Linked DNA regions of Homo sapiens: region 1 is linked to region 2. A link is a loop called in an ENCODE intact Hi-C map of the cell type or tissue named here. Cell type or tissue: CD4-positive, alpha-beta T cell. All regions are shown on one strand. Links, peaks and the distances in the headings refer to the core of each region. The heading gives the core; the rest is flanking DNA.

Region 1 (15,914 bases), core at 5,120-13,119, 720 kb after region 2:
ATGATGGCATCTTCTGTCTCTTTATCAAGAAAGAAAAACTTCCCCAGAAATCACAGAAAACTTTATCTGATGTCTCATGGGTTAGAATTGGGTCTCTTATCCAACTGTAGCTGAATAACTGGGAAGTAGTGAGTTGTAGGGTGTATAAAGCCCTGGGATGTGGGTAGAAGAAAAGGAAAATCTGTATAGGGAATCACCGAGGCTCCCTTTCAAAGGTCAACATTACTAAAACATTCTAGATGAATTGGGATGGTTCCTATTCGTTGGGGAAGAAGTCAAGACAGGTGATGTGGGCTCAGCAAATGGATCCAGTAGCTCCACAGGGCATGGCTCAGCCAGGGCTCTCTGCTAGACTTGGCACCCTCTTTTGGAAGCAGTGGCTAAGTTATGAGTGTAGGCTTAAAAACAAGACACTAGTAGCTTTGGAAGCCTGATTGCAGGCATCACCGTGACTTGTGTGGGAAGCTTCTGCGCTAGGATCCACACCAATTTTCTTTTTTTCCTTTTTTTTTGAGATGGAGTCTTGTTCTGTTGCCCAGGCTGGAGTGCAGTGCCGTGATCTCAGCTCACTGCAACCTCCTCCTCCCAGGTTCAAATGATTCTCTTGCCTCAGCCTCCCAAGCAGCTGGGACTACAGGTGCCTGCCACCACACCTGGCTAATTTTTTACATTTTTAGTAGAGATGGGGTTTCACCGTGTTAACCAGGCTGGTCTCAAACTCCTGACCTCGTAATCCACCCGCCTCGGCCTCCCAAAGTGCGGGGATTACAGGTGTGAGCCACTGCGCCTGGCCAATCCATACCAATTTTCTACAACGACACTACAGCTAATAAGAGGGCAGGATAGCAGGTCAGCCAGGCCCCGGAGGGCTGCTTAGGCTCCCCAGCATCCTCTGTGTCTTGTGTTTGGAATAAGAACCCACCCTTCCGGAGCCCTGGGATTATCATGCAATTGAGGGGAAAGGAGACCCCAACTGCGATGAGCCAAGTCTCAAACTGTTAACCAAAAAATAAAAAATGAGTCTGCAATTGTGCCCCAAGTAGACTGTAAGTAAACATGCCAAGTAGCTTATATTTTCTAAAACGTCTACAATAAACATATTTTAATTTTGTAATAGGAAACAAAACATATTAAAGTGGTTTTTAAAAGAGTATAGTTATTACTGATCAAAATGAAAACAAGCCCAATTTTTAAATTATTTCAAGTTATGCTTTTCTTTTTTCTTTAATTTTTATTTTAGGTTTGGGGGTGCATGTGAAGGTTTGTTACACAGGGAAACACATGTCACGGGGGTTTATTGTACAGATTATTTCATCACCCAGGTATTAAGCCCAGTACCCAGTAGTGGTCTTTTCTTCTCCTCTCCCTCTTCCTACCCTCCCCCTTCAAGTAGACCTCAGTGTCTATTGTTTCCTTCTGTGTGTTCATAAGTTCTCATCATTTAGCTCTCACTCATAAGTGAGAACATGTGGTATTTCATATTCTGTTCCTGCGTTAGTTTGCTAAGGATAATGGCCTCCAGCTCCTTCCATGCTCCCGCAAAAGACATGATCTCATTCTTTTTTATGGCTGCATAATATTCCACAGTGGGTATGTACCACATTTTCTTTATCCAGTCTGTCATTGGTGAGCATTTAGGTTGATTCCATGTCTTTGCTATTGTGAATAGTGCTGCAGTGAACATTTGCATGCATGTGTTTTATGCAAGTAGAGTGATTTCTATTCCTCTGGGTGTATACCCAGTAATGGGATTGCTGAGTGGAATGGTAGTTCTGCTTTCAGCTCTTCGAGGAATCGCCATACTGCTTTCCACAATGATTGAACTAATTTACACTCCCACCAACAGTGTGTAAGTGTTCCCTTTTCTCCCCAACATCGTCGGCATCTGTTATTTTTTGACTTTTTAATCATAGCCATCCTGATTGGTGTGAGATGGTATCTAACCGTGGTTCTGATTTGCATTTCTCTAATGGCCAGTGATGTTGACCTTTCTTTCATATGCTTGTGGGCTGCATGTATGTCTTCTTTTGAGAAGTGTCTGTTCATATCCTTTGCCCACTTTTTAATGGGGTTGTTTTTTCTTTTGTAAATTTAAGTTCCTTATAGATGCTTATATATATATATATATATATATATATATATATATATATATATATATGCACCTTTGTTAGATGCATAGTTTGAAGTTATGCTTTTCATAATAGCAAAAACATCTGTAAGCAATTCAAATGCCCAGCCATTCATTTGAAAGAATATATTCATTTGAAAGAATATATTCATTTGAAAAAATATATTCAAAGCCATTAAAATAATATGTAGGCCAGGTATGGTGGCTTACTCTTGTAATCCCAGTATTTTGGGAGACGCCGAGGCAGGAAGATCACTTGAGCTCAGGAGTTTGAGACCAGCCTGGCCAACACGAAGAAACCCTATCTCACCAAAAATACAAAAAATTAGCCAAGCATGGTGGCACATACCTGTGGTCCCAGTTACTTGGGAGGGAGGCTGAGGCAGGAGGATCACCTAAGCCTGGGAGGTGGAGGTTGCAGTGAGCTGAGATCGCACCACTGCACTCCAGGCTGGGGGACATTAAGACTCCGTCTCCAAAACAAATTAAAATAAATAAAATAAAATAATACATATATGGACTCTGTCAATATGTGGAAAAGTATGTATGAATAAAAAGAACAAAGACACATATTCGTTGATTACAACTGGGGAAAATTATGTTTATACAATGATAAGAATGAAAACAGTAGAGATAGGTAAATCGTTCAAGTTTTCAACTGAAAGAATTATTTGTGTTTAGGGAAGGTGTGAAGTGTAAATCTCTACAGAAAAAAAAGTTTCAAAATAGCAAATCTAATGGATGTGGGCTCTGTTAGGAACAGCATGGCCATGCTTTCAAACCTCCTTCAGGGCTGTCCTGGGCAACAGAGGAACGCTTTTGATCTGCTGTCTTGGCAAATTTCAAGTACACAATCCGTGATTATTAGCTACAGTCACCAGCTGAAGTGTTCTCAGCACACACACACACACACACACACACAAGGTAACTATGGGAGGTGATGGATATGTTAATTAGTTTGATCGTGTATATATTCACAAAGTGTATATATATATATGTATCAAAAGATCACATTGTATACACCAAATATATATGATTTGTATTTGTTAATCATACCTCAGTAAAGCTGGAAACATTTTTTTCAATTAAAATTGCCTCGAAAAGTAAAAATGAGAAGAATTATAAATATTTAGTAAATGTCAAGTGCTTTATTCATGGATAACAAAATATATTTATAGTGCAAAAAACAACAAGAAAGAACATAAGAAGTGAGTTCATGCTCTCAGCCCTCCCCCAGCTCCGCCCTCCCCGAGGTCCCAGTGTTCCGTCCTCTTTCTGTCTCTAACCTTCCACAGACCGAGTTCCCTGAACCCTTCTCTTAGCCTCGCCCTCTGCTCCTGGGAGACAGCCAACATGGATGGAGTCACGTCTGCTTATATCTTTAGCCAGGACTCACTAGAATGTTCTTATCCTTCTCAGGAAATAGGTTTTTTTCTTGTGCAATATTATTTTCTACTGCCCCCATCTCCAATTTGAAAAGTAGCAGGTGCTCATTATAAAAAGCTTCCAGTTTAAAAAATGTTGTAATATTATTTTAATCTTTTTTAGTGTTACATAAGAGCTGTACAAATCTTCAGGGCATATGTGATATTTTGACACATTGCTATATTGTGTAAAGGTCAAGTCGGGGAATTGGGTTATCCCTCACCTTAAATATTTATCTTTCCTTTATGCTGGGAACATTTCAATCATTCTCTTCTAGCTATTTTGAGTTGTGCAGTAGATTATTGTCAAATATGGTCACTCTACTGATCTATCGAACACTAGGTCTCATTTCTTCTATCTGACTGCATATTTGTACCCATTGATCAATGAGAGTTTATACATTTTCTGTATTATATTGGGGACCCGTCTGTTGTGTTCTGGGGCCTGCCCCATTCACAGCTGTCCCAAGGGGGTTTCTTACCCACAGTCTACTGAGCTGTGTGTCTGTTGACTCTGCCCCTGCCCTTGCCCGCTGGATTGACCAGGGCGGTCCCACAGTCACTCATGCTTTGTGGTGGGATGCAAGAGGCAGCAACAGTACTGCCCTCACTCACTTCTGCAAAACACTCGTGGCTGCTACCTTCTGCGTGCCAGGATTCCCAAAAGCCTCATGGACACTCTTTTAAAGCACTGCCTCCAAAGAAGGCCTTCTAAAAATACACGTGTGATTTTAAAATGTTCATGCACTTGGATCCCATGATTCTACTTCTGGAAATGTATCCAAAGGATATACTCATAGATATTCAAATAGAGACCTGTAAAAGGGACTTTCTGTGTGACATTATTACTTTTCTTGGGTCAGATTTCTTCTATGTCTATTTCTTGTTTCATGGCAAACTGTGGGTGAGAAGCCCGTCCGCATGGCTGTGAATGGAGCAGGCCCTGGAACTCAACAGATTGGTCCCCAAAATAATTCAGAAAATGTATACACTCTTGTTGATTAATACACAGTTAGATAGAAGGATCCAGAAGTAGCTTGGGTGCCAGCATCCTGTCAGCCCCAGGGCAGAGTGCCTGTCTCAAAGGCAGCAACCCCGGCTGGCGTGGCTGCAGCGTGGGCTCCTGTAAGGCTCTGCCCTGACTGCACTGCACTCAGGCCCTCTTGTCGGGAGCTGAGCGACGAGACACGCAGGACCGTCTCGCAGGACTGAGGGGTGCAGGAGAGCATTTGCCTACGACCCGCAGAGGGAAGGAACGAAGCAGAAGCCACAGAAGAGAAAAAAGGGAAGGGGAGGGTTTAGCTGGTGGGAGCAGAAGGAGAGAGAAAGAGAGAGAGAGAGAGAGAGACAACACTAGACTCCCAGCTTCATGAGGGAAGCGGCCAAGTGTGCCTTGTTCACGTCCACATGCCGGGAGATAAGCCGTGCCTGGCAGATGGAAGTCACTCCTTCAGAGTTTGTGGACTGATGGACAGACGGAAGAGAGAGCACAGAGCAGGCAGGGTGTCTGGAAGCCCCCCCGGGCCTGCAGCCTGCTGCTCCTGCAGATCTCTGAGGGGCTGCTGTTGCCATCATCCACATGGCCCCTTCCAGCCTCCTCTGCAGACAAGATTCCTTCCTGCCTTCCTTGTTGTCCCGCAGCCTCTTACGGTCAACCTCATCATGTAAGAGACCTGGATGGTTTTCTGGTTCCTGACAGCTCAGAGACCCCAACAGAGAAATGGTCAAGAAAGAACAAAGTAAAAGTCCTCCACGAGCCAGAGATGACCATTGTTTCCTCCTGAAAGCGTATTGTTCTGTGTTCTGCTTTTTAACACTAAACAAGTGAAATATTTCCACGCCACAAGTAGCCTTTCAAAATGCAATGTCAGTGGTTACATTTGGTTGCTCCATTCTTTAGGGTATCAGATGTTAGATGTTAGACATTCTGGTTTTTCTTGGAAGCTCGCTCTGTAAATAAATGATTCAACTTCTGGAATCATTCATGTGAAGACCAACATTCATTTGCATGTCTGCGCCCTGTGGTCCACACAGACCTGCACATGAATGTTTTAGCTGCTTTATTCCTGATTGCCAGACACCAGAAACAACCCAAATGCCCACCGATAGGAAAATGGGTCAACAAACTATAGGACAACACAATGGAATACTACTCACCAATAAAAGGAGCAAACAACCCATGAATGCAATACCATGGATGCATCGAAAAACATTTGCTAAATGACAGAAGCCAGGTGCAGATGGCCACACCTGTAATTCCATTTGTGTGACGTTCACAAAAGGCAAAACTACAAGCTGCAAAGCAGATCAGCGCTGCCAGGGGCTAGGGATTGCGGCAGGGGATTGACCACAAAGGGTAGCATGGGTGAACTTTTTGGAATGATGGGAAGCTTTTTTATTATGGGGGTGGTTACATGACTGTATACGTTTGGCAAAACTTATCCAGCTGTCTACCTTATAAGGATCAATTTTATTGTATGTAAAGTATACCCCACCTAAATCTGACCCGAGAAAAATAATAATGTAATGTAGAATATTCCTTTTATGGATCTCTATTTGAATATCTATGAGTATATCCTTTGGATATATTTCCAGAAGTAGAATCATCGGATCCAAGTGCATGAACATTTTAAAATCACACGTGTATTTTTACAAGGCCTTCTTTGGAGGCAGTGCTTTAAAGGAGTGTCCACGGGGCTTTCAGGAATCCTGGCACATGGAAGGGAGCAACCACGAGTGTTTTGCAGAAGTGAGGGAGGGCAGTCCTGTTGCTGCCTCTTACATCCCACCACAAAACATAGGCGACTATAGGACCTCTCTGCTTCCTGACCTCTGAAGTGTCAGGAATAAGCTGCCTCATTGACTCCCATCACTCCACCCCAAAGGCCAGAGCTCAGCACTGCCCAGCGTGGTACAATTGAACTTCCTGCCATGGCGGGAACTGTTCTGCATCTGTGCTGTCACATACACTAGCCACAAGTCACTACTGAGTACTGGAAATGTAGTTAGTACAAATGAGAACCTGAATTTATTTTTTTCAAGTTTTGTTAATTAAAAATTAAATTTAAGGCCAAGCGCAGTGGCTTATGCCTGTAATCCCAGCACTTTGGGAAGCTGAGGTGGGGAGATCACTTGAGGTCAGGAGTTCGAGACCAGCCTGGCCAACATGGTGAAACCCCATCTCTAGTAAAAATACAAAAAATTAGCCAGGCGTGGTGGCATACACCTGCAATCCCAGGTACTCAGGAGGTTAAGACAGGAGAATCGCTTGAACCTGGGAGGCTTGCAGTGAGCTGAGATTGCACCACTGCACTCCAGCCTGGGTGACAGAGTAAGACTCTGTCGCTAAATAAATAAATAAATAAATAAATAAATAAATAAATTTAAATAGCCACATAAGACAGGGCACAGTGGTTCATAGCCTGTAATCCCAGCACTTTAAAAGGCTAAGGCAAGAGGATTGCTTGAGGCTAAGAATGTGAGACCAACCTGGGCAACATAACAAGATTCCCATTTCTAAAAAATAATTTAAAAATTAGCTGGGTGTGGTAGTGCATGCCTGTAGCCCGAGCTACTTAGGAGGCTGAGGCAGGAGGATCACTTGAGCATGGGATGTTGAGAGAGCAGTGAGCTATGGCCACACCACTGCACTCCAGCCTGGGCAACAGAGCGAGACCCTGCCTCTAAAAAATGAATAAATAAATAAATAGCCAGATGAAGCTAGTGGCTACCATACTGGACAGTGCAAGTCTACAACTCTAGACTTGCAGGAGAAATGGAAGGACCAATAAGTAGCTTGGCAGCCAGCATCCAGTGAGCCAGCTATAGGGCCCACTCTGACTCTCTCTAACCTTGCTGTGAACACTGGGCCTTCTGCCTTATACCCCAGTACCAGGAAACAGAGTCCTGTTTTGCTCCTCATGCTGGAGTATCTGCCTCAGTTCCCTGCCCCTGCTCCAGAGCTCCTGCCCTGCTCCCTACACCCTTCCCCGGAACGGGAATCCTGACCTTAGACCCCTTTGCAGGTTTGATGCCAGTGCTCCAGGTAACATCTGGATGCACCTGGCATCCGCCTCTGGCCCTCTCGGGCTGTCTGCCTCCTGCCTGTATGGGTTTCCACATTCTTTGCTGCCAGGACTTGCCTCTGTGGGAGCGTGGATGGTTCAATCAGCATTGGAAGCAGGATCTTTATGGTGGGTAAAAAAAGCTGCACCTCAACCCTTGCCACTGTCACTTATTACACTTGCAAAGAGATGTGAGGATCTGGTGGCAACTCTGACTTCAAATAGCTCACACAGCCTTTAAAAGCTCCGAGTGATCTGCCTGCCTTCACCTGTCTCGAGAGCTTCAGCTACTCCCCAGCCTCCAAAAATCCCCAAATCTCTCGCCAAGTTGGACTGAGCTCCACTCCTCCATTTCCAGCAACCTGGACATCCCTACTAAATTTTCCACATGTGCCTCCAGCCCACAAGCCTCAACACAGAACTCTCAGCTCCCTCAGAAGCACCCGTGCAATCTCCCAAACTGGCAAGCTGAGAGTCATCCCTCCTCCCTGTCTTCCTCCATCCCCAGCCAGCTGGTCCCCAAACCCATAGACACTGGGTCAGAAATAAGATTTGGGCATCCTGCCTGACTGTCTCTGAGGCTTCCACCTACTCCCTGGGCTTATTGCAGCCCTCCACCAACAGACTTCCTTGCCTCCAGCCTCCAGCCTCCACCTCTCCTGCCCTCCACTCTGCCGCAGGGTTGCCTTCCTGAGACCAATCTGTTTAAGGCCATCAAAGGATCCATTCAAACCCTGCAGCCCTCAGTGTCTGACCTGCAGGCCAACTGTGCAGTTCTTCTCCCACCAGCCTCCCAGCTGCAAGCCCTCCAGCCACTCTCCAAGGTGTGCCTGCTGCACCCTTCACACTCTGTGCCTGATGCTAGCGTGCCTCCCTTTCTGGCAAGCTCACTCATCCTTTGAGGCCCTCCAGGAAAGTTTCCCCAGCACAGCCACATCTCTTTCCCCCAGCAGCCACATCTCTTAAAGCCCTTGCACAATTTTTCATTTCTCCACGAGTGTGAGTGCCTCCCACTAGACCCTGAGTTCCTAAAGGGCAGGAATCCAGACAACAGGCTGATGATTAAGTGTGGGCTAGTAGTGGGGGTGCCCAGAGCTGTGGCTCCCATGGGACCCTAGAAACTAGACATTAAGTAATAAAAATGGCTTTGGATCGTTACAGTTAGGAGCCTACCCCGAAAGACGCCTAGCATCCTGTTTCTCCGCATCATCCTCAAAGAACCGTCTCCATGGATCTGACTCAGCAGTGGTCCCAAGCACAGGTCTGGGGCGGCTCCCGGGAGATGTGTGCCCGCTCACCCACCCTCCCGAGACCGTCCTGCAGTTCAATCACGCTCTGCATCTATTCTAGGCCACGCTCATTTCCTGTGGTGGAAATTGGTTTTTGACAGTGTTCCTTTCCCATTTAATCTCTCCATGTTAATTACAGCCAATCCTCTTAGCTCAAGGATGGCTCTTCCTCTGTGTCAGACGAGTGGCTCTGCCAGCACACAAGCCCCGCCCCTTCAGGAAGCCCCGCCCCTCCACGGCCCACCGGGCAGGAAGCTTCCCACTGTGGCTGACTCTTCCCCGCACCTGCACTCCGGGAAGGATGTGCAGGGACGCAGCCCTCCAGATGGGCTTTGCAAACCAAGGGGACACCTAGTGATAAAAGGGATGAAAAGCAACCGTGACAGGCCCAGAATGTTCTTTTGAGTCTTTCCTTTTTCTTTATTTTTCAGGGTTTGTAAAATGTATTGTTTAGGATGAAGCACTACAGATCAGAGCCTCACCACGTGTTTTCGATCTGGTGTTTCTAGGGAAATTGGCTTTGATCGCCGTTTCAACTGCATTGGATCTATGAGGGCGTATTTAAAAACAAAACAAAAAAGCTTCTTTTCAGAATTCTCCATCATCATCCTTAAAACGTATTTTTAGACATCTTATAATTTGCAGGGCACGGTTAGTACTTGGCAAAATAGAGGCAACAAGAAGTTGGGGAAGGAATCTCAGCTCGTGTTCAGAAACTGCAGTTTCATTCCGGCCCCATGGCATGTCTCTGTGGCTTTGGGAAAGTCAGCCATCTCTCTGAGCCTCAGTGTCCTTAGCTGTCACATGAGGCTATGGAACTACAGGATCTAACATTGTATAAATGGGTGATAAATAGTCTTGCAATTGATTATTATATAGACGTCTTGGGGGCTGGTAGAAATGAGAGGGGCTGGAGGTGGAAGAAAAACAGAATTTGTCCTTGGTAACCTTTCTGGTGCATGAGCACTAGTCATGTGGGGACCAGGGAATGGACACCCGTTTCCATTTTGCAAGGCTACCTATGAATTATGCATGTCGTACACACAGGCAAAAGGGATGGATAATTACCAGTTTGACCTCTGAGAAGAGAGACACTGGGTGAAAGGAATGTTGTTTGCTAGAAAGGGTAGAACAGGGGGTTTTCAGATCTGTTTAATAAAGGAACTTTACTAATCATCTAGTCTACACCCACCCACCTAATAGACAAATAAAGCAACACTCAGAGTGATTTAAGTGATTGGATCAAGAGCACACCATTAGTGGTAAAGTCAGAGGAGTCCAGTGCTAGGAAAAGCCATTCTAAATAACAAGAAACCCATGGCTTTTACAACCAACTCATGTGATGCTAGACAGTCTGGTTTCCACATCAATGTTGACAAAAGTCATGTAAAGCAACGTAAAAATGTGACAAATGTTACCAACCATTGTCTGTGCATGCTTCAGTCATGCGCAGAGCCTTGGATATCCTTGAGAGAGCAGAAGAGAGACATGGTACCTAGGTCCCCAGGGAGAGGGAGAGGCAATTCTTGGGATGCTATTTGTTTCTTGGACACAGAGTCTAACCAAGGACCGAGGCCCGTGTCCTCTAGAATTTTGGACTAAGTCACAAAACTTTTTATTTTAAAATTTCTAATATTTGTATCCAACAAATAGAATGCCTATACCACTGAACTTTTCTCCCCAAGTTTTTGCATAATGAAAGAGGTCAACATTACTAGCCTCATCTCTTCACTCTCCTCCTCCCTCACCTTCCACTTGCTGGTAGCCTCCTTGTCCCTCCCTGAAGATGGCAACCACAGCGTCTCCGCACCTCAGCACCTACACGCAGGCTGCTCCTCTGCTCAGGATACTCCAGAATCTACCCCATCCACTTCTCGGTCATCTTCAAGTTTCTGCTCAAATATCATCTTCACTGGAGGCCTTCCCTGACCATCCTATCTAGGATACAACCCCACTCCTGGTTCCTTTTCCTTTGCATTTTTTTTTCCTTGACACTCATCACCTTCTAATATTTTCAGTTTTGTGTGTCTCCCTTCAAGTGTGTAACCTTCATGAAGATCAGGGCTTGGCTCTGTTTTGTTCCCTGTGATGCGCACAGGTCCCAGCATGGTGTCTGCCAGATAGCGCTGGATATTTTTCTGAGTGCACACAAGCTTTTCTTCACTTTCTGGTTTTTGTTCCTGCTTGCCTCTGCCTTCTAATCTCTTTCCCAGACTTGCTCAAGTCTCACCCCCTAACTAGAAGTGGATTCATTAACTTCACAGCTAAAAGAGCATCGTTTCCAGTGTCCTCACTTGAGAAAACCAAAAAGGCTAACGGCACAGACCCAGGACTTGAACTTGGATGTTATGTTGCCTCCCAGCCACGGCTCTCCCCACAGTCCCGGATTCCTCCAGCCTGGTGTGCACCTTCCTTCTTCCCCCAGGTCTGGCCCTGTCTACCTGTATGTGCCACGCCTTCTTACACCTCATCTGAGCAACGCTGAATCCTGATTCTGCCACAACTTAAGCATGTGGCCTTGGACAAGTGACTTAACTTCTCTCGGCCTTGGGCTTCTGCCTTCTCAAGGGAAGAGTAACATCTACCTCAGAAGATGTTCACAAGGCTCAATTAAAATGAAGGAAGCACAGCCCTCTCCTGGCCAAGGCTCAGTGCCTGGCTGTTCCTTTTCCTTTCTCTGGCTTGTGCGGAGATGGTCATTTGCTCAACAGAAATGTTAAGTTTCTCAAGGTCTCTCTGTTGTCCCCATCCCCAGGCCTAAGCTCCTAGAAGACAATGAAGAAATCCTTGGGGAATGAAAATGAGTTTTAAAGGGAGGATGGCAGGAAGAAGGGCCTCTATAAGGTGGGCATCTCACTATCAGGGCTGGCTCATGGATTCTAGCTTGCAGGCCTGGCACCCCTTAAGATTAATGATGAAGATGAACAAGGCCTCCAAGAGGCCAGGTAAGGCAACATGAGACATTTTCCACCTTTCTCAGGGGGCAGCTTGTTGGCAAAACATCTCAATTTCAAAAGTCACCCTCAAGGTAATGGAGCAGGAATCCTGATTTCCTTAGAGACTACCATGATGAGCATTTCTCAAAGTCCGCTCTTCAGTATTTAAAAAGAAAAAAACAAGCGAGGGTGTTCTGTGATTTTTAAATGGTTTACAAAATACTAGGTTAAAGAGTTACCCAACTGCATTTATGCAGGACTTCTCAGAGACTTTGCCAAGTTTATGTACATTATGACTCTCCAAGAGGGATGGAGGTATATGCACGCTGAAACAGTTTCCCAGTGTATTCGGTCAAGATACCCTTTCTTTACAAGGAGCAGCTGTTATGCTATACACCACATTCTATGGAAATCCAGCTCTAGACAAACTCAGATTGGGGCATAAAAGCTGAACCTGGAGAAATGAAGTGGCTTAGCCAAGGTTAAACAATGAATGGCAGAACCAGGGCCGCAATCCACTGCCTGGTGTGATTCCCAGTGCTCTCCCTTCTACATGGCACTGAGGTTGGTGAAGGCCTTCAAATCAGACCAGCTCTAGTGACAGAGTCTGGGGTTTTCACTGGAGAAAATAAACTGGCATGAAATGTAACCAGCGAGATGGCTTACTAGTGATAAGAAAGTGTGCATGTGAGTGTGTGTGAGTGTGAGTGTGCGTGTGAGTGTGGATGTGTGAGTGTGCATGTGAGTGTGAGTGTGCATGTGTGTGATTGTGGATGTGAGTGTGCATGAGTGTGCATGTGAGTGTGTGAGCGTGAGTGTGCGTGTGTGATAGTGTGAGTGTGCGTGAGTGTGTGCATGTGTGGAGTGTGCACGTGTGTGAGTGTGCCCGTGAGTGTGTGCATGTGTGTGAGCGTGAGTGTGCATGTGTGATAGTGTGAGTATGCGTGTGTGCATTTGAGTGTGTGGAGTGTGCACGTGTGTGCCCGTGAGTGTGTGCATGCCTGTGTGAGTGTGCATGTGAGTGTGCGTGCGTGTGTGCATGTGTTTGTGTTTTGCAGGAGTAGCAGCAACAGCACTGAAAGACCTATTCCCACTCAAGATGGTTGTATGGTCCCTGCAAGCTCTGGTGAAGGAGGATCTCCCCCAGCCCTCCCCTGGCTTTACCTGTTTCCGGGAATGGTGGGTGATAAACTGAGCTTTCATCAATGGTGAGTGCACACCCTGGCCCAGTGTGGAAGGCTGAGTACAGCCCCTAAAGATACGCATGTCCTCATCCCCAGAACCTGTACATGTCACCTTATATGGCAAAAGAGACTTCGCAGATGTGATGAAGTTGAGGGTTTTGAGATGCAGAGATGCTCCTGATTATCCAGGTGGGCCCAGTGTCATCACAAAAGTCCTTGTGGGGAGGTGGGGGAGATCTGATCACAGAACAGGAGTAGGGACTGTGATGATGGTAGCAGAGACTGGAGGGACAGTTTGAAGGCAGAAGAAGGGGCCACAAGTGCAGGAATCAGGGTGACTGCTAGAAGCTGAAAGGGCAAAGCGATTCTGCCCTGGAGGCTTCAGAGGAGGCCAGTCCTGCCAACACTTCTACTTTAGCTCCATGAAACCGATTTTGGACTTCTGAATAAATTTGTGTCATTTGAAGCTACCAAGTTTGTGTAATTTGCTACAGAAGCAATAGAAAATGAATACATGCAGTATGATGAGAACATTCCCAGTCCACTCTGAGAAGGTTGTGCCGCCCAGATGAGTGCTGGTGACAGGGAGCCCGGGGTGGTGTGACAGGCTCATGTATGCAGCTGGGTCACCCCACATTCTGGGAACCACCCAGAGGTTTGCTCCGAGCATTGTCCTCGGTCACAGCTTCCTATGGAGAGAGTGGGGCCACATCAGTCTCCCACTCAGAGGTAAAGACATCTGTGTCTCCTGCAACGTCATCAGTTTGTCCCTGTGGCAAGCAGCAGGGAGTGACTGATTTGTGACACCACGCCTTACCTGTGTGACTTTCAATGATTGTTTTCCTAGGCAGCATTGCAGCTGAGCCGTCGGGCAAATGAGAGCCAAGCAAGTTGGAGCTGCCCGGGAACTGGATGTGCTTGCTTAGAAAACATTTCAACATTTCCAAGGGTATAGTTTCTCCCACATACTCTGGAACGCTTGGAAACCACTTTAATTAGCATTGTTTGCCTGTCTGGCTGCCTTGGGTCTTTGGTTTGCTGAGGGCTGCTTGGAGGCTATGCCCTCCTCTCCAGCCCCTGCGTTGGGAAGTCACAGGAGACCGGAGCTGCGCACGACATCACAGCGCCGAATTCTGACCCAATCTGAATCAAATGTCACCCATACCCTGTCTTCAACCAACAAAAGAGCAACGAAGCCAGAGACATCATCTTCAGCTGCCTTGGCCTGTAAGGAATTCATTCTGACTTGAGAGGTGCTTTAACACTTTCACATGTAATTGTGTCCAGAATTGGTGGGTTCTTGGTCTCACTGACTTCAAGAATGAAGCCGCGGACCCTCGCGGTGAGTGTTACAGCTCCTAAGGTGGCGCGTCTGGAGTTTGTTCCTTCTGATGTTCAGGTATGTTTGGAGTTTCTTCCTTCTGCTGAGTTCGTGGTCTCACTCGCTCAGGAATGCAGCTGCAGACCTTCACGGTGAGTGTTACAGCTCTCAAGGCAGAGCGCCTGGAGTTGTTCGTTCCTCCCGGTGGGCTCGTGGTCTCACTGGCTTCAGGAGTGAAGCTGCAGACCTTCGCAGTGAGTGTTACAGCTCATAAAAGCAGTGTGGAGCCAAAGAGTGAGCAGTAACAAAATTTATTGCAAAGAGGGAAAGAACAAAGCTTCCACAGTGTGGAAGGGGACCCCAGCGGGTTACCAATGCTGGCTCGGGCAGCCTGCTTTTATTCTCTTATCTGGCCCCACCCACGTCCTGCTGATTGGTAAAGCCGAGTGGTCTGTTTTGTCAGGGCGCTGATTGGTGCGTTTACAATCCCTGAGCTAGACACAAAGGTTCTCCAAGTCCCCATCAGATTAGTTAGATACAGAGTGTCGATTGGTGCACTCACAAACCTTGAGCTAAACACAGGGTGCTGATTGGTGTGTTTACAAACCTTGAGCTAGATACAGAGTGCTGATTGGTGTATTTACAATCCCTGAGCTAGACATAAAGGCTCTCCAAGGCCCCACCAGACTCAGGAGCCCAGCTGGCTTCACCTAGTGGATCCTGCACCAGGGCTGCAGGTGGAGCTGCCTGCCAGTCCCGTGCTGTGCGCTCGCATTCCTCAGCCCTTGGGTGGTTGATGGGACTGGGCACCGTGGAGCAGGGGGCGGCGCTCATCAGAGAGGCTCGGGCCGCACAAGAGCCCGTGGAGGGGGTGGAAGGCTCAGGCATGGCGGGCTGCGGGTCCTGAGCCCTGCCCCCCCGGGAAGGCAGCTAAGGCCCGGCGAGAAATCAAGCGCAGCGCCGGTGGGCCGGCACTGCTGGGGGACCCAGTACACCCTCCGCAGCCCTTGGCCCGGGTGCTAAGTCCCTTATTGCCCGGGGCCAGCAGGGCCGGCCGGCTGCTCCGAGTGCGGGGCCCGCCAAGCCCACGCCCACCCGGAACTCCAGCTGGCCCGCAAGCGCCGCACGCAGCCCCGGTTCCCGCTCGCGCCTCTCCCTCCACACCTCCCTGCAAGCTGAGGGAGCGGGCTCCCGCCTTGGCCAGCCCAGAAGGGGGCTCCCACGGTGCAGTGGTGGGCTGAAGGGCTCCTCAAGTGCCACCAAAGTGGGAGCCCAGGCAGAGGAGGCGCCGAGAGCGAGCGAGGGCTGTGAGGACTGCCAGCACGCTGTCACCTCTCAAAATCACTACCTGCGCCTCAGATTTGACAGTGAAGTGTTAGGGGTTAGATTATGCAGTGTCAGGGCAGGCTATATGGAAGTGATAATGATGTCATAAATGACAAGTTGCATTTCTTTCTTCCAATGACATACTTGCAACTTAATCAATTGCCTTTTTATTTCCCCCAATCCACAGATTTGTTAAACTATTCTATCAGATGAATATTTTGCTTATGTTTTATGCAAAAGAG
Region 2 (15,914 bases), core at 3,527-11,526:
TCATTCTGGAAATACATCACCCTTAAGAAACCCTTCAAAAGCACAGGGGTAGTAATTTGGAGTCTTTGGGGCTTAAAGAAATACAGTGTCACACTTTTCAGGCTCAAAGCCTCCCATTCATTGGAGACTCAATGAAGAAAAACAGAGAGCCTGGCATGGTGGGTGCCTGTAGACCCAGCTACTCAGGAGGCTGGGGCAGGAGGCCCTCTTGAGCCCAGGAGTTTGAGCCCAGCCTGGGCAACATAGTGAGACTTGAGAAAAAGGAGGAAGGAAGGAAGGCAGGCAGTGGGGAGGGAGGGAGGGAAGGAAGGAAGGAAGGAAGGAAGGAAGGAAGGAAGGCAGGCAGGCAGGCAGGCAGGCAGTGGGGAGGGAGGGAGGGAAGGAAGGAAGGAGGGAAAATGATCAGAGAATAGGGGTTTGACTGCTAACTTGAACATCTGAGTGAGTAAGCTATTCGATCTCTAAATTTCCATGTCCAAATTTTGGCTATGGAAGGAGGGAAGGAGGGAAGGAGTGGGAGTGGGGAGGGGAGTTGTGATGTTGCCTTGTGATGGGAGTGGAGATCTCAATGTGCCTGAAGAGAGGGTCAGGATGCAGTCAGGCCTCAGTGACCTCTGTCCTGGCAGGACTCTTCTGCCATCTGGAGTCTAGTTCACTCTGTCATTGGCTTCAGACACTCTGTCATTGGCTCTTCTAGATAGCCAACATATCTCCATCAGCTCCTGAACCTCCAGCTCCCAATCAGGGGCACTGACTCCGTCCCTTCATTCCAACTCAGAAAAGTGCAGGGAGGGGTTCTCATTGGCCTGTCTTGGACAAGGAGGCCCTCTGGACTGACCACCATGGCAGCGCTGAAGTGGTCTGGTTGGCCTGACTTGGGTATTATGCGTACAGCTGGATCATGTAGCTAGGGCAAGGGGCAGGTTTGAGGACCCAGAGCTGCTTCTGGAGGCCCACCCCTAAGTATCAGGCCCTCTAGGAAAAGAGCAGAGTGACCACTGGTCACCCCTCACTGTCACCACCACCCCACAAGTCTGGACTGGGCACGGGAAGGGGTGGAGAAACCCTCAGCTTTAGAGTGGGTGAAAGGAGTCGAAACCATCAGAGCCCCAGGGGAGACTCAAAGTAGCGGCAGGAGCAGTAATGATAGCAAAAACAGTGCCATTCATTGAGCACGTATCTTGTGCCAAGCACATAGAAAGCACTTTACACGTGCTATTTCTAATCCTTGCAGCAGCCTTGCATGGTAGGTGCTATTGGTCCCGTTTTGCAGTAAGAAAATTAAGACCCACAAACTTTATGAGATGCTTCTATAGCCTCAGAGCTCATAAATGCCAGAAATGGTGCTTCCATGAAGGGCCTGGGAAAGGGATGAAGCAGGATGAAGACAGTTGCTCAGGAGGTCACTTAATGCTCCTGCGACTCCCTGTGGCAAAGGGACTCAGCGAGAAAGAGCCTTTTTGGAGGGATTGTGCAGGGTCTCTGGTGGGGGAGGGAGCTGTAAGAAAAAGGCAGCCCAGAGGGAGACTGTGTGCTGGACTGGACCTGGAAAGTTTGGTGAGGACCACAGGTTCTTGGATTGCCTGGGACTGTCCTGATTTCACCCGGTATTTTGACATATGTGATAATGGCACCCCTTTCATTCACAAAAGCAGTGGTGTGCTGGTGAATGTATAAAATAGGGTTTCAAATACATATATACACACACATATGCATAATAAAATAATACATATTGCATATACATATACAATATGCAGTATATATTATTGTCTTATGCATATATGCATATACATGTAGTATGTATATACCATATATATACATACAATGTGTGTGAATATATGTCTATGTATACATATATGCAATATGTATTGTATTATGTATATATGCATACACATATAGTATGTATATACTATATATACACTATATCTATACATACAGTATGTGTGTGTGAATATATGTGAATATATGTGTATGTATATGCAATGAACTGAATGTTTCTGTCCCCCAAAATTCACATGTTGAAATCCTGACCCCCAAAGTTAGGAGATGAGGCCTTGGGGAGGTGATTAGGTCAATGAAGGTGGGCTTTCAGGAATGAGATTAATGCCCTTATAAAGGAGATCCCAGAGACTCCCTTGCCCCTTCTGCCATGTGAGGACACAGAGAAAAGACACCATGTATGCACCAGGAAACAGGCCCTCATGAGACAGAGAATCTGCTAGTGCCCTGATCCTGGGCTTGCTTCCCAGCCTCTCGAACCGTGAGAAACACGTTTCTGTTGTTTCTAGCCCATGCAGTTTATGGTATTTTGTAATAGCAGTCTAAAGGGACTATGACAATATATACACACATACATACACATATTTGAGATCAAGGCTGTGTAATACATGATTTACAATCAATAATAAAATATATGCTTTTCTTTAATGTAAATTTCACATAGCCATCGATTCTCATAGAATACAATTCTGTGAAAATTTTTGGTTGATTTTTGCTAAAACCTTGTATTCTTAGTCAACTTGTGGTTGTAATTCAACCATGATTTGTCAAATGGAGATGCATTCCAATCTGCTAATTCTTTTCCCAATAAGTTTATTGTTGCTAAATCTGATATGTGCGCTAACGTTAAACAATTTCTCATCCTCATGAAAATCATTTTCATTAAACAGAAACCTCTTTCAGCTGCAGCGCTACTCACTACAATCATGCTGCCTTCATAGAGTTGCAGGAATCACAGCATCGTCTCAGTGTGCATTATTTAATAATGGATGCGCTTCATACCTGGCTGCAGAAAATTGAGTGATCAGCTCATTGTGCATTGCCATGAGCAGCCAGGACAACCACACTGCTGTAAGAGGGTCCTATTTCTGCCAATAAACCATTGGCTCACCCTACTTTTAGAAGCTCGAATCTACTCCCTGTAACTGCAGTGTTGGTGACTGTGACACTGTATTCTTAAGGCACCAGTCAAGGGGAGAGTGGGGGGAAGAAAAGGCTATGGGGTGGGAGCCTGGCATCCTGTCTGTGACCTGGGCTCTGTGTAACCTGTGCTTGCAGACTTGTAAACCGCTCCTCACGGGTCAACAGACGGGGCCACTGAAGGACAGCATAGGAGGGGCTGCCCCTGGGAGCCACGTGGACTCTCTAAGGGCTGCAGCCTCTCACCTTCTTAAAGCCAGGGAGAAGACGTTCTCACAACTTCCTGTACTTGGAAAGAATCTGAAGAGTCTGGCTCTACGTATAAAACCAAGTTTATTTCACATTTTTAGAAACCTCACGGTGCAGGGAAAATGATCAGAGAATAGGGGTTTCGACTGCTAACTTGAACATTTGAGTGAGTAAGCTATTCAATCTCTAAATTTTCATGTCCAAGTTTTGGCTATAAAATGGAAATAACAAGGACACATATACTTAAAGCATGCAATTATGCGTTAAGTAGCAATCAAGTTGTAGCTAATTAAAAATTGAATGAGAAAATATGCATGAGAGAATCCTTGTAAACAGCAAATGCAATTTACACTGTTTAAATTTACCAGTGTTCAAAAGTGGGGGCATCAGTCAGGACAATCAACAGAACCGCTGCTGAAATTCCCACCAAAGCCACACACCAGAGCTGCAAGAATTGGGTCTTTGTTATGCTTTGAAATTTCCTGTTCGTGATTAGGACAAAGAAAAGATACAAACACTTAAGGCGGTTAAAAAAAAGAAATTCTCCAAAATTCCAGACAAAAAGCTTAATTTTCTCCAAGCTATTTTTTCCAGTTATTTTATTATTATTTTAGGAGGATGAGTAATGTCAACATAGGCCAGACACGGGGGCTCATGCCAGCACTTTGGGAGGCCAAGGCAGGCAGTTCACTTGAGGTCAGGAGTTCGAGACCAGCTTGGCCAACATGGTGACACCCTGTCTCTACTAAAAATACAAAAATTAGCCGGGCGTGGTGGCACGTGTCTGCAAACCCAACTACTTGGGAGGCTGAGGGAGATAATTGCTTGAGCCCGGGAGGCGGGGGTTGCAATGAGCTGAGATCACGCCACTGCACTACAGCCTGGGAGACAGAGTGAGCACCTAAATAAAAAAAAATAAAGTAAATAATAATAATCATGTCAATATAAACTATTTCCATAATGCTAGTCACCTTTACATTCCAAGATGATTTTTAATTCAGCAACTTTTTGTTGAGCACGCCCTTTGTATCAGGCATGGTCCTAGGCTCAGGGGATGCCTGACCTTGTAAAGTTCCAAGTGAGTAGCTCTCGAAAAACCACAAATATGTAGATTTTTATGTAAATCAATACTCAGTGTCAGCATCTAATTTCTGAGTGCTCAGATGTAATAATACTCTCCTGCAAGTTGTAAAACAAACTGGTTGGTGAGGCAATAAGGAGGTGCCCCGGTGTGTAAGAGGAAAGGACCCAGCTCCTTTCCTCTTCTGCAGAGGAAGAGGTGCAGAGCTTCTGCTTGCACAAGTCCGCGTTCAATAACACAAAGCAATAGGAGAGGCAAGATTCTGAGGAGGATTCTGAAAACACCATGCATTACACAAAAATGTGAAGCAAAAGATTGCATACATTTGGGTGGATGGTGGGAAGGGGGCGTTTGCTTGCTTGCTTTTATCTTAATTCTCCTTCCAAAATGGAATGTTTTCAGTCTTTGCTTGACTACAGCTGCTCACAGAAAACTTAGGACCAGTTACTTTTTTTTTGAGATGGAGTCTTGCTCTGTCACCAGTGCTGGGTGCAGCAGCACCATCTCAGCTCACTGCAGCCTCTGCTTCCTGGGTTCAACTGATTCTCGTGCCTTGGCCTCCCAAGTAGCTGGGATTACAGGCGTGCGCCACCACACCTGGCTAATTTTTGTATTTTTAGTAGAGATGGGGTTTCACCATGTTGGCCAGGCCGGTCTGGAACTCCTGTCCACAAGTGATCTGCCCGCCTCAGCCTCCCAAAGTGCTGGGATTACAGGCGTGAGCCACCACACCTAGCCCAGTTATTTCCTTTAATTAACAACATAATATTGATGGTCCATAACAAGCCAATAAAAGCAAAAAGACGCCTTGACATTCCACAGATCATAGCTCAATTTGAAACGAATGAAAAACATTTAAATGTAAATTAATTTGGTATGTTTGTAATTATTGTCTAAATAGATGAACAAGCCATATTTTACATATATTTCTAATCAATCAAATGACTACAAGAGAAATGACTACAAGAAAGTCTCTTACCTACTTTTGGGGAGGTTTTTTTTCAAGTACAGTAAGTCCTCACCTAACATCATGAATAGGTTCTTGGAAACTGCGACTGGCAAAAGTACGAATATAGACAAGATTTACGTACAGGTATGTTCATCCTGTGCTATCCGTTATAGAAGAAATATTGGTTATAAAATTATGTTTGTCAATAGATTTAAATATTAGGAAACCATTAAATGTCATGTTTTCAAATGGTAATATCTAGGGACTATACAATATAACGTTTACAAAAATAAACAGGACACAAAACTGTGTTTATAATACAATAAATAAAATGTGTTCTATGTAAGATATATAATGTATTTATTATATATAGTATTTGATTAATATATAGTATATTATTTATATATTATAAATACATACACATATATAGAAAAAAGCTGGAGGGAAATACACTCAAAATACTAACAGTAGTTTTCTCTAGGTGGCGGGATTATCAGTGATTTTTATATTCTTCCGATTGCTTTTTCTATTTTATCGGTTTTTCCACACGAGCCTGAAGATCTGCCAAAAAGGAAAGAATATGTTGGCCAGGCTGACCCAAGTTTTGTGGTTTCTGTGACAATTATACTTCTAATTCTAAAATAATAAACTGACATCATTTTTAACATCTTAGATATTTTATTGCAATAAGTAATATATTCATAATGAAAAATTTGGCAAGTACAGAAAAGTCAGAAGAATTAGGGAGAGAGCTGTGCAAATTTCCACCAGTCAGAAGGAAAGGCTGATACTGACATCCCACAGTTGTCTGAGTCATGGGGTATGTTTGCCATGGAAGTGCCTCATGAGCTGCCACTGGGGAGCCTGAGGACTGGCTGGGTCATGCAGTCTGGGTGAGATGCTGCAACAGAAACCACCCCCCACTACCAACCAACTTGAATCAATCCCCTTGTACATCATTAGAGTTTCACATAACAGTGCACCTGAAGAAAGGCTCCATCCATGGCAAAACAACAACAAAAAAAGCAACCCTTGGTTACCACCATCTTAAGCCTCTTCCCTAAAGCTAAGCATTTAGGTTGCTTCCAGTTTTTCTAACCACAGACTGGAAGCCAGAATAAATGTCTCTGTATAGTCATCTTTGCTCACATTCTGCCTCTGTGATGGAAATTTCAAGAAAAAAGTAACCATCATTTTCAAAGCTCTTGATATTTTCAAACTGCCCACACAAAAATCAACCTGTTTACCTCCCATCAACTTGCCCATCTAACCAAACCCTGCATGCATTGAGCACAATGTAAAACAATCTTTAATCTGATCGATTTAAAATGGAGTCCCTTGTTGTGCCTGTCACATTTTAAGGAATGTGTGTCCCTTGGGGATCTCTTCCAAGAACCCTTCCGCCAGTACAAGCTGCCATCCCGCCAGCCCCTATGTAGAGGACATGGCACCTTCCCACTAAAATGATGCTGGAGTTCTCCAAGTGGACTTGGGCTTGGATTTTCTTCTCACTAGGCTCCCAGGCAACCACATGATTGAACTCGCAGAAGGCCAGGCTGTGGAATAAGCTCCCAGGAAAAATGGCAGAAGCCAGGGTCTAACATACCCCGCTTCCCAAATACTCTAGAGCTAGACTCTGAGAATGGGAAGGCGTCCTGGAGAGCAATCATCTTTGAGGCCTTTGGCTACATAAATTACGGCTTTGACCCCTGGACCGGAAATAACTCTACCAGTTAATGATACAGCCGGGACCCAAACCTGGTGTCCTGGGAGTCTTAGCCCGGTGACTTCCCCACTACTGGCCTCCAACCCTGGCATGACGTCAAACGCAGCAGAAGTGAGTCCTGACCCATCACCCTTCTGTCTGATCACAGACCCTCCACGTAGGGTCCGTCAACATCATCGATATCTAATAACAATAAACAAGGCTTCTTGACCGAGGGGGCGAGCGGGGACTGAAATCTTCCTCAAAGACAGGGCCACAGTATAAAAGCAGAAAGAAAACAAACTGGGAGAGATGCTCCTCAAGCCGGAAGAGCTCTCAGAACTCAATTTTAGAAGTCAGCATGTGAATGGCCACAAGGGGGCGCGCTGTTTCCAAAATCTAGAAACTACAGTCCTAATCCCCGCGCCCCAACCGGCTTTCAGCTGAAATGGCTTCAGCTTTAGAACATCAAAGGGCTTGTGGCAAGGATTTGCTCACCAAATCCACTGGCTCCCATTCAGATTTTGTGCCAACCTACAGTCTACAGCTTGTAGTCACTAGGAGCTAAAGCTTTCAATTTTTGTCCCTAGATTATTGTTTTAAAAGTAAATACGGTACAATGGAGAAATACATACATGTGTGACATATATATACATATGATAATACATCATGTATATATGTATGTATACTTAAAACAAAAACACAAGTTAAAAAATGTGTATTATCAGCAACAGAATTTTAAATATATTTTAAACATATACAGTACATATTTAATATACACCATATAAATAGAATATAAAACATTTTTAATGTTTTAATATAAAATTATATATAGTACATATTTAAATATTTTTAGGTATATAAAATACATATTTATTGTATTTATATAGCATTGTTTACATTATATATTTAAAATTCTTTCTGTTGAGTGATAAACACATGCTTGAAAGCTCAAATTATATTTAAAACACCTATTAAATATATTATTATATTTATATGTACAGTAATATAATAAATGTATTTTATATATAATAATGATTTAAAGTACTTGTTTAAAATTCTCTATTGCTGAGTGATAAACACATGCTTCGTAACTTCTCTGGTTCTGTTTTATTCATTATAATCCTCAAAAACCCTGAAAGAAACAGAATAACCTTTTTATTGACCCACTCAAGTTATTTAATTTTTATGTTTCCCTAGCCCATATCTGTTCACGTATAGCTGAAAATAAAAAAGAAACGGTGGATTGAAATTGAAGGGAAATAGACAATAGTTATTGTTCCTAGCTTAATTGGGAGAGAAAGCCAGAGTAAAATAAGAGTCTATTGCAGCTAAGAGGAAGAAGTTCTTTAGTCTCAACCAAATATGTAAATATAACATCTCTCTTCTAATATTTTTAGTGCTAATTCCTAGTATAGAGCTGATTAAGGGTGGGGGAAGCACATATTTAATGGCCATTATTATGCTATTCTGAGGAAAATTCTCTCAGTGTCTAATATTTTAAAAATGGGTTTTAATTAGATCTTATCAGCAACCCTAAAATGCAACTTTTCTCACCCTCCAGAAAACAAAACAAAACAAAACAAAACTCACACCATCCCCAAAACTAGGCTTGATGAATAACCACATGGAAAATATGGAAAGATGTTTCATTAACCACACGGCAGATGGAACTAGGTGGGAGGAAAACCTACCACAGCTTCTCTTAATGGCATATTCAGGCTTTACTTCAGAAAAGGGAAGCATCTAAAAAAGATTGGAAGAATTTCTCACCACTCTGCAGGCAGCTGTCTCCTCCCAGCACCCAGGACCTGAACTCAGAAACTACCAGCAACACAGACGTGAGTCATTCTTGCTGCTATGCAGTTACCCTTAGTGCTGTCCACCCCTCGTCCCATCCCTCTTTTAATCTATATTCATTCAGAGAAAGGAGCTTAAAAAGCAAGCAAAGAAAAATCACCTGTGCGGAAAGTAGAAGAAACTGCTGCTGGCTCATCGCATTTTAGGAAAAACAATGCGCACGAGTAAAGCAGTCTTAGTAAGAGAAGAGTAGGAAAGAAACACGCTTAGCAGCATGTTAGAAACTAGTTTCTCGTGCCCTCCTTGGACTCAGAATACAATACCAGAGAACAATCAGATAAGGCAGGAAAAGTTAGAAGTTTGGGGAAATAGAGCTTCCGTAGGCAACTGTGAGGAATCAGGAACAGGCTGGGAGCAGGCACTGCCCACCTGTCCTACCCCGAGAGCACCAGGATAGGACTCCACACAGGAGGACCGGACCTCGATGATGAGCTCACCCTCGCTCTTAACAAGCACTGGCTCTCTACAGATGTCACTTCCTTTAAGGATGAGTAAATAAGGGAGGAAAAACTCTATGGGGCGGGGCGGGGTCTGGGAGGTAGTTTTTTGTAAAGCTACAGAAAATAGGAAAGAGACTTCATCTCAATGATTTAGAAGACTTTAGAAGACTCTAAAAATAATCTACAGGAGGACCCAAGAGATCCAACACGCTGGACTCCTCTATAGGATATCAAAAGGTATAACCTATATTAAACAAACAAAAAATCATAAGGAATAAGTAAAGATGAAAATTACTAATATGTGATGAACCAATGCTTTTAACAAATGTTTATTAAGAACCCATTATGAAGGCCTGGCCCAGTGGCTCACACCTGTAATCCCAGCACTTTGGGGGGCCAAGGCAGGTGGATCACTTGAGGTCAGGAGTTCGAGACCAGCCTGGCCAACATGGTGAAATGCCGTCTCTACTAAAAATATAAAAATTAGCTGGGCGCGGTGGCACATGCCTGTAGTCCCAGCTACTTGGGAGGCTGAACACAAGAATCACTTGAACCCAGGAGTTGGAGCTTGCAGTGAGCCGAGATCACACCACTGCACTCCAGCCTGGGCAACAGAGCGAGACTCTGTCTCAAAAAAAAAAAAAAAAGAGAACCCATTATGAGGCACGCACTGGGCTGGGCTGGAGAATCCAGACATGGGTAGAATGGACAAGATGCCACCTTTGAGGCAGCTTACACTTTGGTGAGGTTCACAGACAATGCACTAATAAATAATTCATAATGATAATTGCTAGTAATGAATCAAACCAGGGGCTGATTGGGGGCAGGTAGTACCTACTCAGATAAAATAGGCAGGAAAGGCTTCTGTAGTATTTCATCTGAGCCAGATATGGAAAGCAAGTCATGTATATTCCTGGCAGAGGAAGCAAATTGCTTTAAGGTGAGAAAGAGCTCCACATGCCTGAAGAACTGAAAAAAGACCCATGTGCCTGGTAAATGGCACAGCTGAATTTGGGGACATAGGCAGTGTCAGCTCATGCAGAAGCTTCACAGCTGGGAAAAGTGCTTTGAATTCTTAGTACAAAAGAAAGCCACTGAGAGTGTGAGTGTGTGTGTATTCAGTATGTATATGTGTGTGTGTATGCACATGTATACATCTGTACACACATACACATGCACACAGTTGACCCTTGAACAGGTGCCAACCCCCACCCGGCAGTTGAAAATTCACCCATAATTTTTGACTTCCCTAAATGTAACTTGTTGACCAAAAGCCTCAGGTACTCTGTTGATTGAAAGCCTTACTGATAACATAAACAGTTGATTACTTCATAGTTTGTGTGTTATATGCATTATATGCTGTATTCTTACAATAAAGTAAGCCAAAGAAAAAGAAATGTTATGGAGAAAATTTAAGGAGGAGGAGGAGGAGAAGGAGGGCTGGGTCTTGGGGTCTCCGGGGTGGTAGAGGCAGAAGAATATCCATGTGTAGGTGGACCTGCGTAGTTCAAACCCATGTTGTTTGAGGGTCAACTGTACATACACATGTTTAAATGTCTGCATAAACATCAATAACTCCAGCTACAGCATAGAGAACAGACTAGGAGGAGCAATGGGGGGGGGCGGCAAAAAGAAGGGTGAGATGGTGGCCCCGTGAACTGAAGTGATGACAGTAAAGATGGAGACAAAATGACCTTGAGAGAAATATTCTAGAGGTTGAAGCAACCTCAGCCGTGGATGGACGAGAGGAAGGCATAAGGAGCAGCAAGGCATCGGGCGTGATTTGGGTTTCTGGCTTGAGCAGCATGGCAGAGGACCACGAAAGATGGTCAGAGAGGCTCACAACGCCATAGCGAAACCGAAACCTCATTACAGGCAGCGAAGGCAGAACTGCAGGCGCAGAAAACAGAACTACGATGCCGAGGGCAAACCAGAGAGTCCCCAGCACACCGGGAAACAGGAACAGAGATGACAGTGGTGAGAAAGAAGGCGGCAGAGAACGCAGAGCTGCCTTGTGAACCAGATTGGCATTTCTGAAAAAGAAACCAGAGTAACTGAAGAAAAACAACAGTCAGAAATTTACATGCAGTTCCCAGAAATGAGCACCTGCGTCTAAAAGTGTCCACCCTTTGCCAAGGAAAATTAGAATCCAAAGTATGACTATTTCCTCCAGAAACGCTTGAATTTCCTAAATGAATAATCAAAAAACAATTTTAACGTACTTGTAGAGAAAAATGCAAAGTCAGTGTGGCAATTACCAGGAGACAGTGGAACTGTGTCTGTATTTTGAAGCTTAAGTATGACTCATGAATTCTACAGCAAGCCGATCTTGTTATTCATGTGAGCAAGCAACAAAAAGATATTGTCACATCTACAAGAACTAAGAAAATGTACCATCTACATGTCCTTACCCAACTCTATCTAACAAGGGTGACTCCAGAACAAAGTTATGACATAAAAGGAGTCAGTAAGAATATCTTAGATTTAGTTATAGAAGTAAGTCAAAAAAGTTTTCTGAAGAGACTTTAAGCAAATGAAATGTAAATAATACCAAAAAAAGGTATACAGTGTAAAAACATACTACTAATAAGAATTGTATCAAAAATCTGGAATACCTACAAAATTGGAAATATGAATGAAAAATTTTGATAGTAAGTGAAGATACTTGGTTTGTTTCGCATAGCTGCATAATTGCTATGGAGTAAATGAGTGGGGTGATGGTTTGAGAACAGCAGGGGGACCTACTTAAATAAAAAAGGTCTGAGAAGGTCTCTCTAAATAGCTGCACGTTCCTGACTGTTTTGCAAGTGGAGCTGAGGTTCTCTGAAAGAAGGATAAAACATTTACACATTACTCCAAAAGTATTTAATTAGGTCCAGTACTGACGCAGTTGGACCGGATCGCATACCAATATTGATCCGAGAATTAAAAGCGGGTTATCCCTTTATTCAGCTTTAGGTGATACACAGGTAGCCGCAGAAGATAGAACAGGCAGCTCCTATGTCTCATAGTAAAATAGGGGAATGTTTAGTGACTATTTACAAAACTGTTAGCATATAACTCAAGCTAAGTTGATACTTACTCTGTTTCTTGTTCTCACAAAGCTGAACAAAATATCTGCATACAAAGCAGGGCAAAGAGCTTTCCTGTATGTTGAAAAGTTTGTTTTCATAATTTCAAAGGCAGCTGGCCTATAGCCATTACACCAGGAGTATTTATTATAAGGAATTACGTTAGTTAAAATTTTTTGTTGTAGAATGTTGTTTGTTCACCTAAACCCACTAACAATGGTAAGTGCAATATCCGCTTAGGTCAGGAGTTGGGGAACTTTGTCTATAAAGGGTCAGATAATAAATATTTTTGGCATTGACACTGCCACTGTAGCATGGAAGCAATCATAGGAAATACACAAATGAGTGGGCATGTCTGTATTCTCTGTTATTTTCAAAACAGGTGGCAGGCTGGGTTTGGCCAGTGCGCCACAGTTTGCCAACCACTGATTTAGTTGATTCTTCCGAACCAGTCCCCTCAGTTTGTGAATTTATTTCTCTAGTGACCATGCCCCCTTCCCTGCCTTGGCCACTCTCACGCTCATATCCTGAGCTGTGATCAAACCATTATCAATAACTGCCACCCCCGACAACCTCAATTATATCTGCCCACTCTGGGGCCTCCACTTTTTATCTTTTTCATTCACTCCCTCTAGGACCCAGACTCAGATAGTCCTTTGACCCTGTGAGGTCCTTCAATACACAGCTCCTGCCATCTCTACACTGTCCTCCACCTACCTGATGCCCTCTGTCCTCTGTCCTCTCCCACAGCTCTTAACCCCATGGGAATTCACTGTAACCTCGCCCCCCACCCGTACACCATCAACTCCCTTGCCCCCTGGCTTTGTCACACTCTAGACAAAACCACAACCCTCACTAAAGCCAACTCTCCACATACCCTGCAGCTGAATGGGACTGGAGGAAATCCCCAAGCCCTGTTGGCAGGCCACCCCTTAATTCATCATCATAAATCTCAGATGGGCACTTTTTGTACCCCTTCCCTAATCCAGTCACCCTCCCACTCTGATTTCACCTCTTCTCTCTCTACAAACCACCAGCGTCTCCACGAGCACAAAGCCCAGCCCCTGACAGGGGTTATCATTTCATCATAAATCAGAAGCTATCAGAATAAAACTTCCACAAACACTGGCTGATCGGCCTTAACCACACCTCCTTCCCTGAACACACACCTGCTGAAGGCTGCTGCTTCCCTTGTGTGCTAAATCCATGGCCTCTTACCACTCCAGCAATTCCTACATGCACTCCAGGGTCTCTGCCGAGTTGTTATTATTATGAATATTCAAACAGCTACTATTTCTCCTATCTGTCTAATCCATCCATTGCATCCATCAACCTATCTATCCATCCATCAATTTTTCCATCGATCCATCTAGATATCCCTCTATCCACCTGTCTATCTATCCATCCATCCATCTCTCCATTTATCCATTCATCTGTTTATCCATGTATTCATCTATCTATCTATCTATCTATCTATCTATCTATCTATCTATCCACTTATCCATCTATCTATCCATCTATCCCTCTATCCACCTATCTGTCTGTCTATCCATCCATATATTTATCATCTATCCATCCATCTGTTTATTCATCTATCTGTCCATATATCCCTCTATCCATCCATCTATCCATCCATCCATTTATCCGTCTATCTGCGCATCTATCCATCTATCTTTCCATCTGTCCCACTACCCATCTATTTATCCATCCATCTGTTTATTATCTATCTATCTATCTATCTATCTATCTATCTATCTATCTATGTATTGATCTATCTATTTATCCATCAATCCATCTGTTTATCCATCCATCCATCCATCCATCCATCCATCCATCTCTCCATCCATCCATCCATCCATCCATCCATCCATCCATCTATCTCTCATTCTGTGTGGGAGCGGGGTGCATACCATAAGACACTGCTCTGAGGAGGACAAGAAGGTCAGGTAGAGTGCATTGTCTTCATCCAGTGGACAGAACCAGGGCAGGGGGATCAAAACTACAGCATAGCCACAAAGCAGCAGGATGGCCTGGAAACGACCCCAATCCCACTCTTCTAACTTTCCAAGCAGGTTCTGAAAGAACGTGAAGTCCAATCGTGCCAACTAAATTTGCTTTAAAAGGCAAAGAGCTTAGTCTGGTTTCCCACTACCTGGGGCCCATGCCCTGAGCCCAAGTCAGCCTGGAAGGAGAATTTAGATGCTTGTAAGAGAGACCTATGCTTTGTAAGCTCATCCACGTCTAAGCTTTTGAATTTTTCTTCCCATTTCCTTCTTGCTCTACTGAGCAATCTTCTGAAAAATCTCAACTGCCTTGGCTGAAATCAGTGGAAAAGGATACTTTTCTTTTTCAATATTTATACTGAAATAGCTCAGATGAGGCAAGCCCTTGGTGAGGCCAGGCATGGTGGCTGCTGGATTTGGGAGAACTTGACACATATGCAGATAGAAATTGAGGTGAAATGCAGGTGGGGACAAGGGAGGGGCTAGGAGAGGGCACCTGTATCAGCAGCAGCTTGAGTTGAGCTGCTTCCCAACCAGCCTGGCTTTCCCATGCTGGAAGGGGAAGGGCCTCTCCACTGCCCACAGAATTCCTGGAATGACTTTCCATGCTGGGAGAAATGAGGTGGGTGTTCACTCAGTGCCCTGTGCGTGGCATGGAGAGTGCTCTTGGAGGTCAGGTGGATACAGCTGGTCCCTGGGAAAATGGCAAAGGGGTAAGTTAACCTTTTTGGCACATAATCATGCTCTGCCCAAAACTGTGGCCATCCAGTGCCCACAGGCTCAAGGCTTCCTGCTGACTTGGGCGTCTTAGTATGGGAGCTCCCCTCCCCAAGGCCTGACCCAGCAATGCCCGTGTTCAGACTTTCCTAGGCCCTCAACCCTCTGGCTTCCCTCTTTTCCCACGTACATGGCTTGCTTTCTAATCTGCAACCATATTTTGATAAATACATCACAGGGTCAAATGAAATCCCCACCACCCGTTGTGTAAAACATTTGAATTGTTTGTAGATATGCCCAGTCTTGGAGAAAAAAATCAACTGTTGAGAATTTCTGGGTCATTTCCTCAGCACTGGATGTTCACTAGCAGATTTTAATCAACCCACACAGAGGCTTTGGAACTGTCATCTATGAATGTTACAGAAATAACAGAAATGGGCTTTCCGCTTCAGGGGTGGCCATCAGGGCCGGTAACCATGGTAATAACCAGAAGCACCCAAGCCACGTGGTGGATTCCTCTGGGCTCTGACCCGGGGGTCTTCATTTCTTGCACTCCCCTCCTGCTTTTATGTTTCTTTTACTGTCCTTTTTCCTCCTTCTTCTTGATTCCTTCCTGCACTCCGTACTCTGGAATTATTTCCAAAGGGCAGGAGCGTATCTGTGTCCCCTTGGTCCCCTAAGGCAGGCAGGCGTTTTTCTGCTTTGGTCCCTGCTGTGCCTGTAGTACTAGAACAGTGTCCAGCATACCACAGGAGCACGTTTGGTGAATGAATGAATGAATCAATCAATCAATCAATGAATCAGTCAGTCAATCAATCAATAAGGAGGCTAGCTGCCTGGGTACATAGTCACCATCATCACATTTAATACTCGCCAGGGTTACGGGTCAAAACCCGTGGGTTCTCCTGGCCTCACAGATG

The links. Hi-C counts contacts between places; a loop is a spot of excess contacts. Peaks named below come from ENCODE experiments on the same cell type or tissue, not always from the same donor. Only the 100,000 strongest peaks of a DNase experiment are listed, where the experiment ranks them.
Region 1: it touches region 2 in a loop (2.3-fold over the local background); 7 of 110 quality-filtered maps call a loop at or near these places.

Annotation. Positions count from the first base shown.
Region 1 is chr4:184,974,969-184,990,882 of GRCh38, forward strand. LINC02437 (long intergenic non-protein coding RNA 2437) reads left to right here and starts at 14,379. Exons shown (of 2, transcript XR_001741949.1): 1 at 14,379-14,498. RefSeq lists an enhancer at 9,027-9,321. In CD4-positive, alpha-beta T cell, for the core only: no CTCF peak of the experiment used is centred there; a DNase peak (open chromatin) is centred at 9,173; H3K4me3 peaks cover 895 bases.
Region 2 is chr4:184,257,047-184,272,960 of GRCh38, forward strand. LOC105377582 (a long non-coding RNA gene) reads right to left here. Exons shown (of 6, transcript XR_939552.3): 5 at 7,952-8,038; 6 at 5,583-5,759. It overlaps LOC105377584 (a long non-coding RNA gene), which reads left to right and starts at 8,600. Exons shown (of 2, transcript XR_007058414.1): 1 at 8,600-8,744. RefSeq lists enhancers at 7,529-7,598, 8,777-8,856, 10,757-11,246, 10,852-12,051. In CD4-positive, alpha-beta T cell, for the core only: CTCF peaks have their summits at 7,307 (motif pointing right) and 7,506; DNase peaks (open chromatin) are centred at 7,315, 8,735, 11,105 and 11,505; H3K4me3 peaks cover 1,424 bases; H3K27ac peaks cover 1,737 bases.